Linked DNA regions of Mus musculus: region 1 is linked to region 2. A link is a loop called in an ENCODE intact Hi-C map of the cell type or tissue named here. Cell type or tissue: heart. All regions are shown on one strand. Each heading gives the region's core, and the rest is flanking DNA. Links, peaks and the distances in the headings are about the cores only.

What was found. Peaks named below come from ENCODE experiments on the same cell type or tissue, not always from the same donor. Only the 100,000 strongest peaks of a DNase experiment are listed, where the experiment ranks them.
Region 1: a loop joins it to region 2, with 4 times the contacts of the local background. A loop is called at or near these places in 2 of 42 quality-filtered maps.

Annotation. Positions count from the first base shown.
Region 1 is chr9:105,049,154-105,057,486 of GRCm38, reverse strand. It overlaps Mrpl3 (mitochondrial ribosomal protein L3), which reads right to left and starts at 4,219. Exons shown (of 10, transcript NM_053159.4): 1 at 3,975-4,219; 2 at 2,882-3,066; 3 at 1,801-1,892; 4 at 364-462. The coding sequence starts at 4,066. In heart, for the core only: no CTCF peak of the experiment used is centred there; a DNase peak (open chromatin) is centred at 4,116; H3K4me3 peaks cover 1,678 bases; H3K27ac peaks cover 947 bases.
Region 2 is chr9:105,637,924-105,646,240 of GRCm38, reverse strand. Pik3r4 (phosphoinositide-3-kinase regulatory subunit 4) reads right to left here and starts at 3,246. Exons shown (of 20, transcript NM_001081309.1): 1 at 2,851-3,246; 2 at 1,272-2,045. The coding sequence starts at 2,004. In heart, for the core only: no CTCF peak of the experiment used is centred there; a DNase peak (open chromatin) is centred at 3,270; H3K4me3 peaks cover 1,299 bases; H3K27ac peaks cover 986 bases.

The DNA of each region.
Region 1 (8,333 bases), core at 20-8,019, 590 kb after region 2:
AAAAAAAAGGGTAAAATATCTATGTTTTTCTATGCAGGAAAGCCCTATATCAAATGAAAAAACCAAAATCAAACAAATGGACCCAGGATGTGCTGAGTGTACGGCAGGCAGTCCAGGCAACTAGAGGAAGCTTGTTTAGTCCTTGTGATGAACCCAACACAGGCAGTGAGCACGTTAACCTTCGCTTCACCGATGTACAAACACTGTGGCTCTGTGAAGTCTAGTCAACCCAAAATCTCTGCCAGCCAGACAGGCCTCAGGGTCAGTGTCAGTTTGTGACTACAGAACATTCTGCAAACATGAACGTATGTAGAGCTAAAACTAATAACATGTAGTATTTTAGGAATGAAAATATAGACTTACATAGAAGCGTGACACGGTTTTCCCGCCCACTGTCAGGGCTGCGATTTTTCCATTATGGTCTTCCTTGGGAGTGTATTTTAACACATGACAGTCTTGTACCTGAAAACAAACATAAAACCTGAGCTTGTAACGTGATCCACCAGCCACAGTGAGTACCTAGGACAGTCAGGATTACAGCAAAAATAATTATTTTTAAAAAAGAGTTATAATCCCATGACTGTGCCTGCCTCTCCCTAATCTTCACTTCTCAAACTGTGACCCCAATCAGCATGAGCATCCCCTGGGAATACGGTACAGTGAACCCAAGTCCCAGTCCAGACTTTAAACCTCTGGCTAAGTAAGGAGAGCTGCCTTTCGCTCAACACTGCATTTGCGAAGCTCACTTTCCTGCTATGTGTAACCCCATTCACTGCCCCAGACTGTGTGAATGGTCATCACCTGTTCTCCACACTGATGAACACTTAGGAATTCCAGTTCTAGGGTATTAAACACCATAGTGCCTGAGACAGTGCTGAAGAAGAACCATGGCATACACCTTCCGGGACTTCCCAGAGAACCCATCGAGACAATGACTACAGGGTTCATAGGCCTAAACTTGACACACAGTAATAAACTGCTTCTTGTGCGGTTGTACCAGTCTGCCATTATTGATCCACACTCAGACCATAATAGTTCATGAAGGCTCTGTACCTTGTTAACATTCTAAGCGTGCACAGCCTATATTTTAACCATCATCACACCTCTGAGATTAGACCCAGGACACTGAGCTGTCCAGAATGATCTAGAGTAATGGTCTAACTTCATCTGTGCTTTCTCTATAGTGAAAGCAGTTGAAAGTTTCCAGACACTATGCACCGTCTCTAGGAGCTGACATTTGTCATCTCTTGTGGTCCTCACAGTAACAGTGTGCAGTGAGGCCTAACTTTTCCTCTTATAGAATTATATCACTTAGAGAAGAGGCTAGAGCACTCATGAACATAGCAAGTGGCAGAGCCAGGATTTATCCTCAGAGCCTGAGTCCTTAACCATTTCAGAATGACTGCTCTTGGTGAATAAAATGTGGTTTCCCCGGAGGAAGCAGAGTCCTCTCTGACTGTCAGCAAGGAGATCACAATCACAGTCAGGGCCTGAACGAACTACTGTGAACATGATGGGCTTGAGACACTTTCTAAGAATGAATTAAGTGGATGATCCGTGAGGCTCTATGCTACCCTACCCTGCCTAGGCATTACTCCAAGTATTCTAATCCCATTGTGAGAAAACTGGTTTAGGCTAGAATCAACTTTCCTGGAACCGTCAGAAGCAAAGCTCTTTACTATTATCTGTCATATTCTTCTTTACCACACCGTTTTCTGTCTGGGATACACATTTCAACCAATGCAGGTTATGTGCACAGATCTTGGCACACACATATCCCTTATAAGCATGTTTTCTTACCTGTAGTAATGTGACTGCATGCTTTTGACCATCCTTGGTCCATAAAGGCATCATGCCTAGCTTCAGGGCGATGAGGCCAACTCTGAAAGAACCTGCCAACAAATATAATATATTCAAGACTACTTACAGATGTAATTATCTTCAATTATATTAGGTACAATATACTGGTGGTTAATAAATGTTTGTAAAATTAGCAAATGTAAGATAATTCTAACATTTCAGCTTTAAAATAACAGTATTCATATAATAATAGTATTAATATATATAATTCCATTATTATTCTTTTGTAGTTTTAGTTCCTGTCCAGCATTATCAATGAGAAAACATCTATTCCAATTCTAAGGCATTAAATGGTATTATACTACATACATGCCACAAGTTCTCTTCTACTAAGCTGTCCTCTATAAAGAACTTTTGGGGCTGGCACTGTAGCTCCATTGGCAGAGTGCCTGCCTTGCAAGGACAAGACCCTAAGTTTGATCTCATGTACTGCATAAGCCAGGTCTGAGGGTATATGCCTATAACTCAGCACTCAGGAGTTAGAAGCTGCAAACTCAGGAACTCAAGCCAGGCTAGACTTGAACTTTTGTCACTAGACAACAAAGTGTCTCAATAACTCCAGAGAACACACGTTCACAGGAAAAGCCCCATCCTGCCTGGTCTGGCCACCAATGGGTTTAGTGTATTATACTACATACATGCCATACATACATGCCATACATACATGCCATAGGACATGCTGATTCTGGAACTATGCTTCCCAAACAGCACACAAGCATCCCAACTGAAAGTAGCTGTATTAATACAGGACAGTTTACACTGGATTTTCCAGCCTCTTCTTCCTGGTTTCTACCTTTCATTTTATATTCTTTGTATCTAAAGAAGACAATATATGCAGAATGCTTCACCTCACACCTACAAAACACCTTCCTGAGGTCTTTTACTTATCTGGAAACAAATAAGCTGGCAGACGAAAGCAGAATGAAACAGATATGAAAATTCAAGATGTCATATGTCACCATTTTCATGCATCAAGCCATACTGTAATTAAGGGGTCACATCTCAAATCCCTACACCTCACCTGGTTCCCAGGGATGTAAAGGCCACGGCTCATCTTTCAAGGGATTCAGTTTACTTGTCAGCTGGGTTTTATTTTCATCGGAGACCAGTTGCTTAACAAAGGAGAGATTTTCTTCAGAAAGATGTTCATCCCACCAAGTACTACTCTTGCTGTGGAGATTTCTAACAAAGAACAAGATATTCTTTCTGGAAACAAAAACAATCAAGTCATTATTTCCATTTAATGTAGGGGAGGCCACAGTTAGATAATGCACTCACGGCCTCAGGGAATGGTGTGGTTTGTCCATTTTCCCTAACACTTCTTATAATAACACGGGGGCTTCTGCTTTAACCAAGAATGGTTACCCTGAAGGCTAAATTTATCTTTTCATTAACAATAAACAATCCTACCTAACTAATAAGAAACACATGAGTGACTACTAACCCACATGAATCTGTACTTGACAGTTTTCTAATGGAGTGGCATCGCCAATGTTAACAAACTACCAAATAAGCAGTTTTAAAAACAAAACTAAAAACCACAGAACACAACCCCTGTCCAGCAAATGCACTAAGAAGGAGATTAGCAGCTTGAGGCAAGGAAGGAAGGAAGTGTGTTTAATTTTTGCATACGGTGGGGGTGGATGAGAACCTAAATAAACCTCTGGGCAGTCTACTTTGGTTGGTAGTGAGGAAGTTCCAGCTTAGAATTACAAGTGATTTTCTACTCATTAGCTGAGTGACTTTGGACAACCTATTTCCCTTTAGTTTCAGTTTTATCTGAAAAACTTTCACGACAGTGGTCTGCTCACCGGACACAAGGCCTAATATAGGTTACAATACAAACACAACGTCTAGTCCAGCACTGGCTGGTTGGAAGACATTCTTGCTGCTGCTAATAGTCGCAGCTAACCCCTAATTCCTTGAACATTAAAACAAAACCCCACTACTCCTTCAAGGCTTTAGATTGAACGATGCTTTCTTAATTTTCTATGCTACCCCCTTGAACACATGGCCCCTTCCACTTCTAACCCTCTGCGGCAAAACCAAATCTCTGTTCAAGGACATAGTTGAGTGGGCGGCGCCCCCCGCCACCACCTCTTGCCCATACCCACCTTCTCTCTAAGCCGGGGTCAGCACCTAGGCCTCTGGCGCCACAGCCCAGCACCCGGGCGCCAGCCTGCGCCAGCAGCCTCCAACCCGGCATGGAAGTGGCCGGGCAGGGCTCGGCTCGCGACACCTCCCGCCGCGCCGCCGCGGAGCTTTCAGCAAGTCCCCAACCCAAACCCCAGGAGTTCGTAGTAGGCCTGGGACAGCAGTCACGCCGTTTGTCCGCCAATGCCCTCCGCGGAGGAAAAGCACAGCCGGGCCACTTCCGGTCCGTTTCTCAAAGCGGTCCGGGTAAAGACTCCATACCTGTAACTATGGTTCCGTATCCAAATGGCTCTACTTTGCCAATGGATTAGATGGTTGACTCTAGTGGTGGCAAAGAACGTTTGGGGCTTTAAACTTTAGGAGAATGTGACAAGAAAAGATAAAAATTTCTTTGTAAACTAAAGAAAGAGAAGTCACCTCCAATAATACTCACTGTGGGAAAACTCACTGTGCTAAGTAAGTCGCACTTTGGCAATTTTATATTGGTTAATCCCAAGACCAGCCCTTTAAAGAAGTTATTTCTATATTATAACTAAGGGAGCAAGTACTTAAAATTTATGTACATGCCAAAAACAGATGAACAGAGTTAACACTGAAATAGGACTGATGTATGCTAACAATAAAGTGGGGTCAAAACAAACAAAACAAACCAAAAACAACAAAACCGGACCACATGCAACTTTCGGGGCTGGAGCACAAACAGTCCCAGGCCGTTCTTCAACTCATCAAAGACCTTAAACCGGAATTGTCTAGAGAGGCAGCTCATAGAGTTGAGACCAGGTGCAATTGTTTCAGGAAAGAGTGTTACCATAAAGTTTCAGAATGATCGTGATACAGCTACAACAGTACTGTATCTTCTATGCCCCAGGTCGTCCTACCTTGTATGTGCTAGACATTCATTTCTCTACTCCAAAAACCCTATCTCAGTTACATCAGTGTTTTTGGAAAAGTAGAAACAGCAATTTGGCCTTTCAGCTTCCTCTTTAGAGAGAGAGAGAGAGAGAGAGAGAGAGAGAGAGAGAGAGAGAGAGAGAGAGAGAGAGAGCGCAAGCGAGCAAGGAAGAAAGGAAGAAAGAAAGAAAGAAAGAAAGAAAGAAAGAAAGAAAGAAAGAAAGAAAGAAAGGAAGGAAGGAAGGAAGGAAGGAAGGAAGGAAGGAAGGAAGGAAGGAAGGAAGGAAGGAAGGAAGGAAGAAAGAAAATTAAAGACCTGGGTAACCTGCTTTAGAAAGTTTAGAGAGTTATTGCTTAGACGTGAGGGCTCAAAATCGTTGCCTGTTCTTCCACTAAGTGCTGTTGTGGGTACCTTGACAGCTTCTCAGTAATATTTTGAGACTCAGAGAAAAGAATGCATCACTCTGTCCTTGCTACCTGACTTCACAGATACTTAAGATAGGCATATTCATTGAGCCTTGACATCTACTATGCATGAGAATAAGAGAAAACAAAACCTACTATCACCAATATCTAGTGTTTTGTATGTCTATAGTATACAATAGTCTGTGTTCAGTATTGTATGTGTCCATCAGTCAATGGTATCCAGGAGGTCACTAAACTTGTAGGAAGGCCAGTTTAAGTAGCTCAATGCAACAAGAAGGACTATGTGCCTGGGGCTGTCAGTGTAGAAGTAAGTTGAAGAGCTTTATTACATGATTTGGGCTTACTCCAGGTGTTTTTTAATGTATTATCAAGGAAATGAACATATGTTCAAAATGGATGCTATGAAGAATTAAAGATAGTTCAGCAATTAGGCGTCTTAATTTTTGTTCTGGTGGCAGGAAGACCAAATTATGGGTTGAGAACAATTGGTGAACCTGTTAGTCATGTTTTTAGCAGCCTCTAGAAATACCGTGTTGATGTTTGGATGTAAAGACAGCAGTATGGGTGGTAAGAGGATTCATTTCATTCTCTCAGTATATTTTCCCACTTAATTTTTGTAATAACCTCATGCAATGATACTGTCATTATCCCAACTTAGGCAAAGGGAGATTGCATTACTTCTATAATATTACCCAGCTAGTAAGAGGTAAAGACAGTGTCTAAAGAGTGGCAGTATCACAACAGGGATGTTTTTCTAGACATTTTATTTGTTTCTCAGGAGTATCTGTGTTACTGTCCTGGCCTTAGAATTCCTCTAGCAATAGAGAGGAAAGCAAGTAAGTATACCCTATGCAATGGACTGGGGTGAGGGAGCATCCAGGTTAACCTTTGTTTCTTGTGCCAAGTTTTACCTGACCCAGAATGGGGACATTGTGTCAATGAAACCAATGATAGGCGCCACTGCCAAAGTGAATTGAAGAAAAACCATAATTTGCTGTCCTGATTGACAACTGGGGCACGGCATTGTCGTTACTCTAGATTTAGTCATTGCTGTGTACTTCTAAGTGACAGTCCCAGGTCCCAAGAGACCTAGCACTGGTTTCCTTAGGGGATACGGGATCAGATTTCAAGCTTTCCATAACTTGTGATGCTACTCCTAAGAAACTGCCACTCTGCCTTGGTAAGACTTCATTTCTCACTGGAGCAGAGATAACCGCCCCAGTCTCTTTTTAATATGACATTTCTGAGGTCCTTACCCCACTAATTCAGACCAAAGCTGATGAAAGAAACTTTCTGCTCATAAAAGTAAGAATAAAGCTATTTCCCCATTCTGAATTACTACATGCATGCTCAGAAAAGAGAAACCATCCATCATAAGAGTGTGTTTCCAAGCCAAGCTTCACTAGAGATACTGTCCTTGTGTGTTCCTACCATGTGCTTCTGCCACAGAGTCTCAATGATATTTGTGATGCGTTCCATGTGGTTGGCTTATTGCATAATAAGAACAACAACAATTTCATCTTCAGGTGATTATATTTTAGTGGCCATTTATGAGTCATTTAATAACATACATTATACTTGAAATTAAAAGCCTTTAATAAATTAGTTTAGTCTTTACATTATCCTAGGCCTTATTCTATTTTTCCTAAGATGTGGTGAATTAGAATATTTTCAGATTGTTAGCGGTGTTATTAAGCTGCAACACCTCTGGTGGTGGGAGAGAGAAAATGCAGTATAAGAGATTCTGGACTTGGAGATTCCATTGCTGGCTGAAACCAAAAGCCTAAAAGGCCATGGTGTAAAGTCCCCAGATGCCCATTCAACCAGGAATGCAAGATCAAGATACATTCGAGCTTTGCCATAAGATTTTCAGGACATAATCTTTATTTTTACTATGCCAGGCCCAGACTTCAGGGTTTCAGGAAACTATCAAATGGAAATATATTTAATTTGAGGAAAGCAAAAGGAAGAAGTGAAGGAGAAGGGAGTAAGAGGAATTGGAGTGGGAGAGGAACAGGAGGAGGACACAAAAGAGGAGGGCAGAGGAGGAGAAGGAAAGAAGGAGGAGAAGGAAAGAAGGAGGAGAGGAACGGCAGCAACTAGAGGAAGCCACCACCAGTGTGGCTATGTCTGACATTTTAAAAAAGTATTCCAGAATCTCGTCTCCTTCTGTTATTTTTTAATGTAGTTGTGAGATTTAATATGATACCAATGTGCATTTCTTTAATTTTTTTATTGTTATAAAAGTATTAGCAGTGGAAAACAGAACACCACACACCAGTGAAACACATGGCTCCAGTCGAGGCCATCTGGCTTGCTTCCCTCCTGGTGCCAGACCATTATTGCAATGCTCACCATCTACATTTGCAATTGCATGAAACTCAAAGAATAGGTAACTTCCCCACTTAGCAAACAACAGACAAGCAAACCCAAGCAGACCATCCAGCTTTACTGTTTGGCTCCTACTGTGAAATCACCAGTACTCAAGTGGCTCATGGCAGGGAAGAAGGGAGAAGCAAACAGACAAAACTGTGTATCCACAGGGAGATGTACAAACGACTTGAAGAGGATTCTCACAGAAGAGGTAATGCGAATTATCCCTTGAGGCGAGAGGAAGGTTTTTCCAGGAGTAGAGAATGGACATTATAAAGAAAGGAACACAATTACTGCAAAAACAAGAAACTGACCTGAAACTCTGGGCTCAGAACAGCCACTGCTGTACTATCTGTAAGGATTCCCTTTGCCAGGGTTGTAGAAGGGACATGGTAAAGATAGCTTGTTTCTTCTATAGTTTCTCAGGCATTGGTTGGAACGAAGATGACGGCTGATGCCAGCTTGGCTTTCAGGCTTATTATTTACTCTGTTTATGATGGTAGACGGGCAGATATTGCTTTTGTGGCTGAAACTCATGTCTAGTCTCTGCTTGTGCTTCCTCACAACATGGTGGTTAGCTTCTAAGCGCAAGCCTTGAACACGCATAGGTTGTGCAATCCACTTTGACC
Region 2 (8,317 bases), core at 1-8,000:
AGGTGGTGGTGACCCCAACATCCACTGTCAACAGTCATAAGTGCATCTGTGGAGTGGGCTTCAAGAAGTGTGCCCCTCAGGCACTCGGACAAATCCACAAGTAGGCCATGAAGGACTCCAGCAGAGCCATCTGGGCCAAAGGAATAAGAAGGACTGTTGCATAGCATAGCTGTGTGCACTTGCTCACAAAATGTAATGAGACCTCGCCAACCAAGCAAGCGCTACCCTGCGCTACTCTGCAATCCTCATACCTGGCTCAAAATCTATACTAGGATGCGGTCTGATGGGTGTCAAAAACAGTTTAAAACTGCTTACAAAACAAAACAAAACAAACTCATATGGACCAGGGGATCTGCTCGGTCAGAAAAGTGCTTGCTTTGCAAGACCCAGGCCCTGAATTAAAACCCCAGAATCCACATTAAAAAAAGCTGTGTGGAATGGTCCAGGCTTCTAAGTCCAGAGCTGAAGACAGAGCTTGGATGATCTCTGGGGTTCACTGACTGGCCAGCTTCCTGCCCAGGGAGAGACCCTGCCGCAGAATAAGTAAGAGTGGACAGGGAACTTACCAGTACGGAGACAACACTGGGCTGGTTCCTTGGGTACTGCTCACTGTGCACGAGCGCGCACGCACACACACACACACACACACACACACACACACACACACACACAGCCCTCTATGAATATACACAAATAAAACCTCCATGTGACTCAACTAGCGTTCTGAGTGAATGCACAGCAATAAATTCCAACGCTAAAAAGATGCCTTGTAGGATCCTCATACACTGCCTGAAACCAACTACCCCAGCAAACGCCAGTCCCTCTGTCGGCCTCAGCTTGAATGCCATCTCTCTAAGGGAGGCCTGCTCTGACACTGCCTCTCCACCTATCACTCCCACAGAGGCTTACTTAGCTGTGTGCTTCTGTAGCAGCAACTGTGCTTCTCCCCACCACGGCAAACACCCGGGGCAAACACCCGGGGCAAACACCCGGGGAAACGTACTTTTTCTCTATCCTCAACCTGACATGTAGCCTCCTCCTGTGCCGCCAGCACTGCGTAGTGTGTGTTTTGAATGTCTGAATGAGAACTATTTCGAATTTTCTCATCACTTCTGCATGTCCAATGAGGACATCGTGTATCTGTCTGAAACCGTCTGAGAGGGCCTAGCAAGAAATCTTTGAAAAGCAGGCAATTTACGCAAAACCACGTTTCTGTTTGGCAGTAGAAAAAAAAAAATATGCAAGTTAGCTGATCTGACTGACTCACACACCTGCCGAAAAGATGTCCATGGCTCTCTTCAGCTCTCCCCGCGCTCTCTGATTGCTATTCAGGTCGACAAGCGGGGTTGAGGGGTCTCTCATGTACTCTAACTCGGTGGCGAACATCCCACCGTCAACGAAGCGCTCGGGAGCTATGTAGCATGTCCTCCTTCTCGAGGTGTCAAAGAAATAGTTGAAATCCGCTGGGTTGTCCTCGGGAAGATACGTGGGCTTAAAACTGGCGAAGTCGGTTAGGAGGACCCAGTTCCAACTGGTGACCATCACATTCTCTGTCTTGATGTCTCCGTGGCGGACTCCAGATTTGTGCGCTTGGTCCACGGCCGTCAGGATCTGGAAGGCGATCCAGCGCTTCTCGATGTTGTTTAGGAACGGGCGGGTACTGATGCGATCGTAGAGGTTGTCTCTCACATACTGCCGGAACAGCATGGCTGCTTTCTCAGACGCCTTTTCTGCTGCTTTCTGGAAGGGGAGGCAGTTCTGGGCGGAGTGGAGCCTGATTTTCAGTTCCTCCAGCTCCTGTTTATAACTAGTTAAGGGTAACGTGGGATCCTGAATTGCAAAGACCTTCACAACCACCAGGCCTTCCCGGTGCTTGGCTCGAGCGACTTTAAAAAACCGAGTGCTTCCCAGGCTCTTATCATACTCAAAGTCATGGATGTCTGAGAAATAACTCTCTACAGACAGGATCTGGGAAGGAGCGATGCCAGCCAGCTGATTTCCCATAATGCCCAGCACCTCTGGGACAGCAGCTTAACACAGAACACCTGGGTAAAAGGATGTCGAGCAGGAGAGAGATTAAAATGGAGAGAAACAAAGAAACAGTGAAATCGCCATTATTTGGCCTTTTCCTAAAAGACATCTGTACCTTTACCTACTATGTGTGTGAATGTGAGTCCCAGATCTGTCTCAAATTCAGAAAAAATTATCTAAGTAGATTTTATTACTTTTATCTAAAAATATGGTGCTACGTCATGTCATTCTTTCCAGCCGCTAAACTGTTTAATTACATACATGCCTTCAACATTTTATTTTAGAGATAAGGTCTGTGTAGCCCAGGCTTGGCATGGAACTCTCTATGTAGCCCGAGAAGTGAGTTTGAACTCCAGATCCTCTAGCCTCCACCTCGTAAGGGCTGAGATCCCACTATGCACAACGTAGTCCCTTCAACATTAAGCTAAAAATGTTAAAAACATGCATTCACTGTGTGATACTATTAAAGTCGTAAAAGTACCGTATGCCTCGGTCCTTGTCCGGGAAAACTAGTTTACTTGCAAGTAAGAAACACGCTAAACGCTTAAAAGAACGAATCACATGATACAAACGGATCATTTTAAGTCCTGGGAGGATCAATCAGATCTATAGAATTAGCATCAACTGGGCCTTGCATCCTCGCAGTGATGTCTCCCTCCTCCTAAACCAAGGCAAACTCCTCCAGTTTGCAACAAGAAACCCCGCCAGAAACATTCAAGAAAAGTAAGCCGAAATGCACACTGCCCCAAGTTACCTAACCCCACATTTTGCAGGAACTGTCTCCCTACCCCATAGTTGAGCACTCAGGAAAACATTTACCCCAGGCCTCTGGCAACTCAAAAGTCGCTGAAAGATCCCAGGGAGGTCTTGGCAGAGCTCCGAGGGGCTTGGGCGTGAACGGAAGCCGGCCAGGAGAATGTTTTCTGTGAGGGGTCTTCTTTCAGACACGGGACCGGGGTAGTTGGGGCAGGAGCGCAGACACGTCCGAGATCTAGAGCTGGGGGTGAACAACTGGGAGAGCAAACACACTCGGGACTCCGGACACCCAGCAGCCTCGCTGCCGGCTCCTCCCCTGCCGCCCTGGGCCCCCGCGGGTTCGAGTCCCCGGATCCCAGGGCCTTTGCAGCAGCCCTGGACAGGGACAGGGACAGGGACAGTGCCCGTCCAGGAAGACGACTTCACCTGCGGCAAACGCTGAACTCCCGGGAAAGCCTCCGGGTTGACCTCACTTCCTGTTGAGATCGGAAGTGACGGACGGAGGCTTGAGGAAGCGTTCAGTAGGAAGCCGGTTGCTAGGAAACAAGGGAAGGAAGCGTGGCCTCGCTGCCTCAAGCAGGAGGTGCTTTTCTTCACTAACTCTGTGACCAATGGCTCTAAGTAAACTTACCCACGTACTTAGAAAACCTAGCTCCCCCACTAAGTTGGATTTCAACTTTATTGAGTGAGAAGCTATGTGTCATAAAGTTCGTCGGTTTAAAAAGTGCACAATTGGGGTGACACGAACCTTTAATCTCATTACTCAGGAGAGGTAGATGGATTTGTTAGAGGCTAGCCTGTCTATAAAGAGAGATCCTCTCTCCAAAAAAAAATGTATGTATGTATGTATGCATGCATGCATATTTTGTATGTACACACACAAGTTATCTCGGTATGGCAGAGCCAAAGCTGTCATGGCTTCACAGCAGGAGTAAATCTTACAGTGAACCTACACAACACCTGGCATTTTAAGTCAACCATTGGTTGGGGAAGTGTATGCACCCTACCTCTCTGTGATAAAGACTTGGCTTCTAATGTATTCTAGGAGAGAAACCACTTTCTTCAATTGACTCCCTACTGAGTGCCCACCAGACTCCAATGGATAGCCCCAAACTCACTGCCTAAACTCAGTGAGTCTTGGAAAAAAAATATTTGAAAGTGCTGGTTAATTAGGGGTGGGGGTATTACAGTAATCACATTATACATGTATAAGATTGTCAAAAAATCAAGTTAAAACCATTTTTCAAAGTGTCAAGATTGGCTGGTTTTAATTCTTTATTCATTCTATTTTTGAAAGCAAGGTCTCGTTCTGTATTTCAGGCTAGCTGAAATACATCCCCCTGCCCCAACTTACTGGGTGCTGGAATTACCTGGGTGCATCATGGTAAAAAGAATGGGTCTTTGCTGGAGTTGTGTTCTAATTTTCTTGCTTTTGCTACTGTGCTGGTTCGAATGAGAATGGCTCCCAAAGGGTTGTATATTTGAATATCTAGTCCCTAGTGGGTGGGCTATTTAGAGGACTAGAAGGTGTGGCTTTATTGGGGGAGGTGTGTCACTGGCTTTGAGGTTTAAAAAGCCTAGGCCAGGCCCAGTGTCCCTCTCTTGCTGCTGCCTGTTGACCAGGCTGTAACTCTCAGCTCCTGCCTGCCAGCTGCGATGATTGATCCCTGCCACGGTGATCTTTGACTAACCCTCTGAAACCTTAAACTGTAGCCTCCCATAAGCCTGAAGCAGGCTAAGCCAGAACTTGATCTTGCTGCCACTAAGGAGATTATCTAGGGTGGAGCCTAGAGCACTCTATTGTTCTGCCACTGCCGCTGTTCCCCTTCAAGATACTGCTACCTGCTGAGAGGCCCCAGAACTATTCTAGAGACTACACCCTATTCTGCATGTCATCACCTGCGGCTGGTTCCAGGCTCCAAGGATGAATTGGCGGGAATGGACTTCCCCGCCCCCTCTTTTATAAAGCATGTCCACCATTAAAAATTTGAACCTTGATCAGAACCCTGTCTTGGTTCCATCTTCCTCTGGTCGCCTAGTTTCCCTCTCTTTCAGCACCGGCCTGCTATTCAGGTGTACCCGTCCTTGTGAGCCGCTGGACGGCTCGCAACATTAAGCAAGCCGCTTAAGAAAATACTTTCTTTTATAAGTGTTGCCTCCCCAGCACCAAAGAGGAGAGGGAGAAAGCGGTTGTTTTTAATATATTTTTACAGTTCTATAATAGCTATAATCTGTTTCACCAAAAGGAAAAGCCTGAAGCTGTGAGCTAGCCCTCGGCCCCTTGGCCTTTACGTTCTGAGAAACTGCTAAATTATTTTCCAAAGTGCACACAGCCTTACATCCCCACCAGCACAGTGTGGGGCTCCTGATCCCTCTGTGTCCTTTCTAGCGATGACATCATCCATTTTCCATTATTAGAGCATCTTGGTGGGTACAAAGTGACATCTCCTTTTGGTTTCATTTGCAGTTCCCCGAGGATTTAATGACGTTGAGCATCTCCTCGTGTACCTGTTGCCCATTCATTCGTCATCTCTGGAAAATGTCTACTTAAATCCTTTGTCAAAGCCTTAGATGTAGCTTGGTGTTTGATTGTCTGGTCTGCTTGGGACCTCAAGGTCAACCCCCTGGAGTCTCAGAATCAAGTCATAAATACTTTGTATGCAATTGATTTTTCTTCTTTTAAAACCTTTTTAGGTTTATATGGATGGATGCTTTGGCTGCGTGTGTTTATCTGCACCACATTCATGCCAGTGCCTGTGGAGGTCAGAAGGAGGCATCAGATCCCTTGGAACTGGAATCACATGTTAAAGATGAGTGTGAGCCACCACATGGATGCTGGGACTCAAACCCAAGCCCTCTGCAAGAACAAGTACTATAAACCTCTGAGCCCCCTCTGAGCCAGATGTGCACAGTGGTGCAGGCCTTTAATCCCAGCACTTGGGAGGCAGAGGCAGAGCCTGGTCTACAGAGCAAATTCCAGGCCAACCAGGGCTACACAGAGAAACCCTGTCTCAAAAAATGAAAACCAAATACCAACAACAACACTGAGTTATCTCTCCAGCCCCAGACATTTTAAGTTTTAAGCGTTCTTTATATGGAGTCAGGCATGGTGGCTTGTGACTGTTCTTAATATGGGGTCAGGCACATTGGCCTGTGACTGTAACCTCAGTGCTCAGTGGCAGATGTGCTAGAATCAGAAGATCCAGACTTGGCCTGGGCTATATACACGAGGCCCTGTCTCAAAAAAAAAAAAAAAAAAAAAAAAAGGTGTTTTTTTTTTAATGTATTCAAGAAACACAAAAGGTTTTAATCCAAAGCTGAATTGTTTTTTAAGCATCCCTGCCAATATTCTTTTCACTCTTCTTTATCTCAGTAGGCAGCACTATCGATGACTAGGCTCCTCAAACTATAAATCTGGAAGTTGTTAGGGCATCTTTGGTACCTTCTTTGGCCAAGGTCACAAAAGGAATGAAGCAAGGGTCCACAGCAACACTCAAGCTCTGTGGCAATTTTATTGAAAGCAATCAGGCTTTTTATAGCCTTATCAGAAAGAGAATACAGTGGCAATTGCCAGGATCAATACTGTTGTAGTTGCCAGGATACGATGATGTTTTCAAGCCATGCAGGGTACACAAGATTAATGTCTAAGACCAATTGTCTTGTCAGGCTGCTAAGCTGCTGTGACTTCCAAGGGCTCATACAGAGAAGCACAAGGGCGCTTGAAAGCTTCACTGCCCCAGGGAGTGTGTTGGTCTCTCAGGAACTGGAAGGTACACTGTTCCCCAAGAGCCACAGACACTAACCTGAGAAATCTAAGACATATGCCTCTGAAGGTAGCTAGGCCTGGCCAACTCCATGGTTCCCTGTACTTCTCCCATCTCTCTTCTTTGAAGTCTCCTTCCCCCAATCATTTGTCCCTGGTGCGATGTCACCAAGCGATGCCACTGTTCCAGGATGAAAGTGAAACAGCCATCATCCTATGTTTAACTTTCAACACCTCCATAGGGAAGACATTATTTTTATGTTTCTTTGATGATTTTCTCTGAGTCTTTTATGGTTTCATTTTGTTTCCTTAAATTACTGAAGTATAACTTGACCATTGGGTTTTTTTTTGTTTGCTTGTTTTGTTTTTGTCTAGAGAGATGCCCAATTATCCACAAACTCCAACAGTGATCCAATTTCCTTTCTTACTTAAAATGACATAGTTATCACATATCAGCTACCTGTGTATATTTTGGTCTTCTGAACCTCTTATGTATTACATTGCTATTTAGTTTTCAGTAGTTTGAATAATTATACAATGCTTTACTATTGGTAAGATTAGTCCTAGAGTGATCTTTTAATAAATAGAACTATAGTGTGGGGAGTGGTGGCCCATGCCTTTAATCTCCAGCACAGGGCCATGGATCTCTCTGAGTTCTAAGCCAGCCAGGACTACATAGTGAGACCCTGTCTAAAAATAACCTACAAGAGTAGAATCATAAGACACCTTGTTTATAGAATTCTGGAAATGCATCCTCATTTTGAGGTTACAAGTCTTTAGCTTATGAATAGCTGATTGTTTCTGGGGGAGGGAGAATCCATTTTTTTTAGTATGTGTCCACACACACACACTATTGCTTATGCTTCTGTGAATAGCCAGAAGATATTTTAACATTGCTATTGTATTTCTGACTCATACCTTGTGTAAATGCTTTAAACACTTCTCCAATAGAGAAATAGTACTAGGAAAAGCCAGACTGGCAGCACAAACTAGACTCAGTGGGTTACAAAAGAAGAAACAAGGGTGTGATGTGGGGAGTGTGGCATAGAGGTAGAAGTGGCTCTGGGAGAGGGGAAAAAGAGGGTGAGTGTGAGTCTCAATACACAGAGAGAGAGACACACACACACAGAAACACATACACAGACACATGCACATGTACACAGACACACACACAGAGAAGGAGAGAAAGAGAGAAATACACTCAAACACACACATGTGCACATGTATGCACACACTGATACACAGAGATACACACATACACACAGAGATACACACAGAGATACACACACACACACACACACACACACACACACATACACACACACATTTTCCCAGCTTGAGGAAAAAGACTGAGGCATGATTGACCCCTAGTTTCCCCACCACAGCTCGAATCACCCACTGGTCCACTCAATACCCCACACTGGCCTTCTCTGTTTTGTTTTGTTTTTTTTATAACCAAGCACAAAGCCTCCATATTCATTTTCATTCACTTTATACCACTCTCTTTACTATGCAAAATCTGCCCATATTTTATATCCCAAATCAAATGTAAACTCCTCAGGAAGGTCTTTCCTGATTACCCTCTTGTATTAGGGCTCTGTAGAGGAAAAGAATTTATAGAATTACACACACATATAAATACACACATATATACATATACATATACATATACATATACATATACATATACATATACATATACATATACATATACATATACATATACATATACATATAAAGGGGGTTATTAGAATGGATTACATGCTG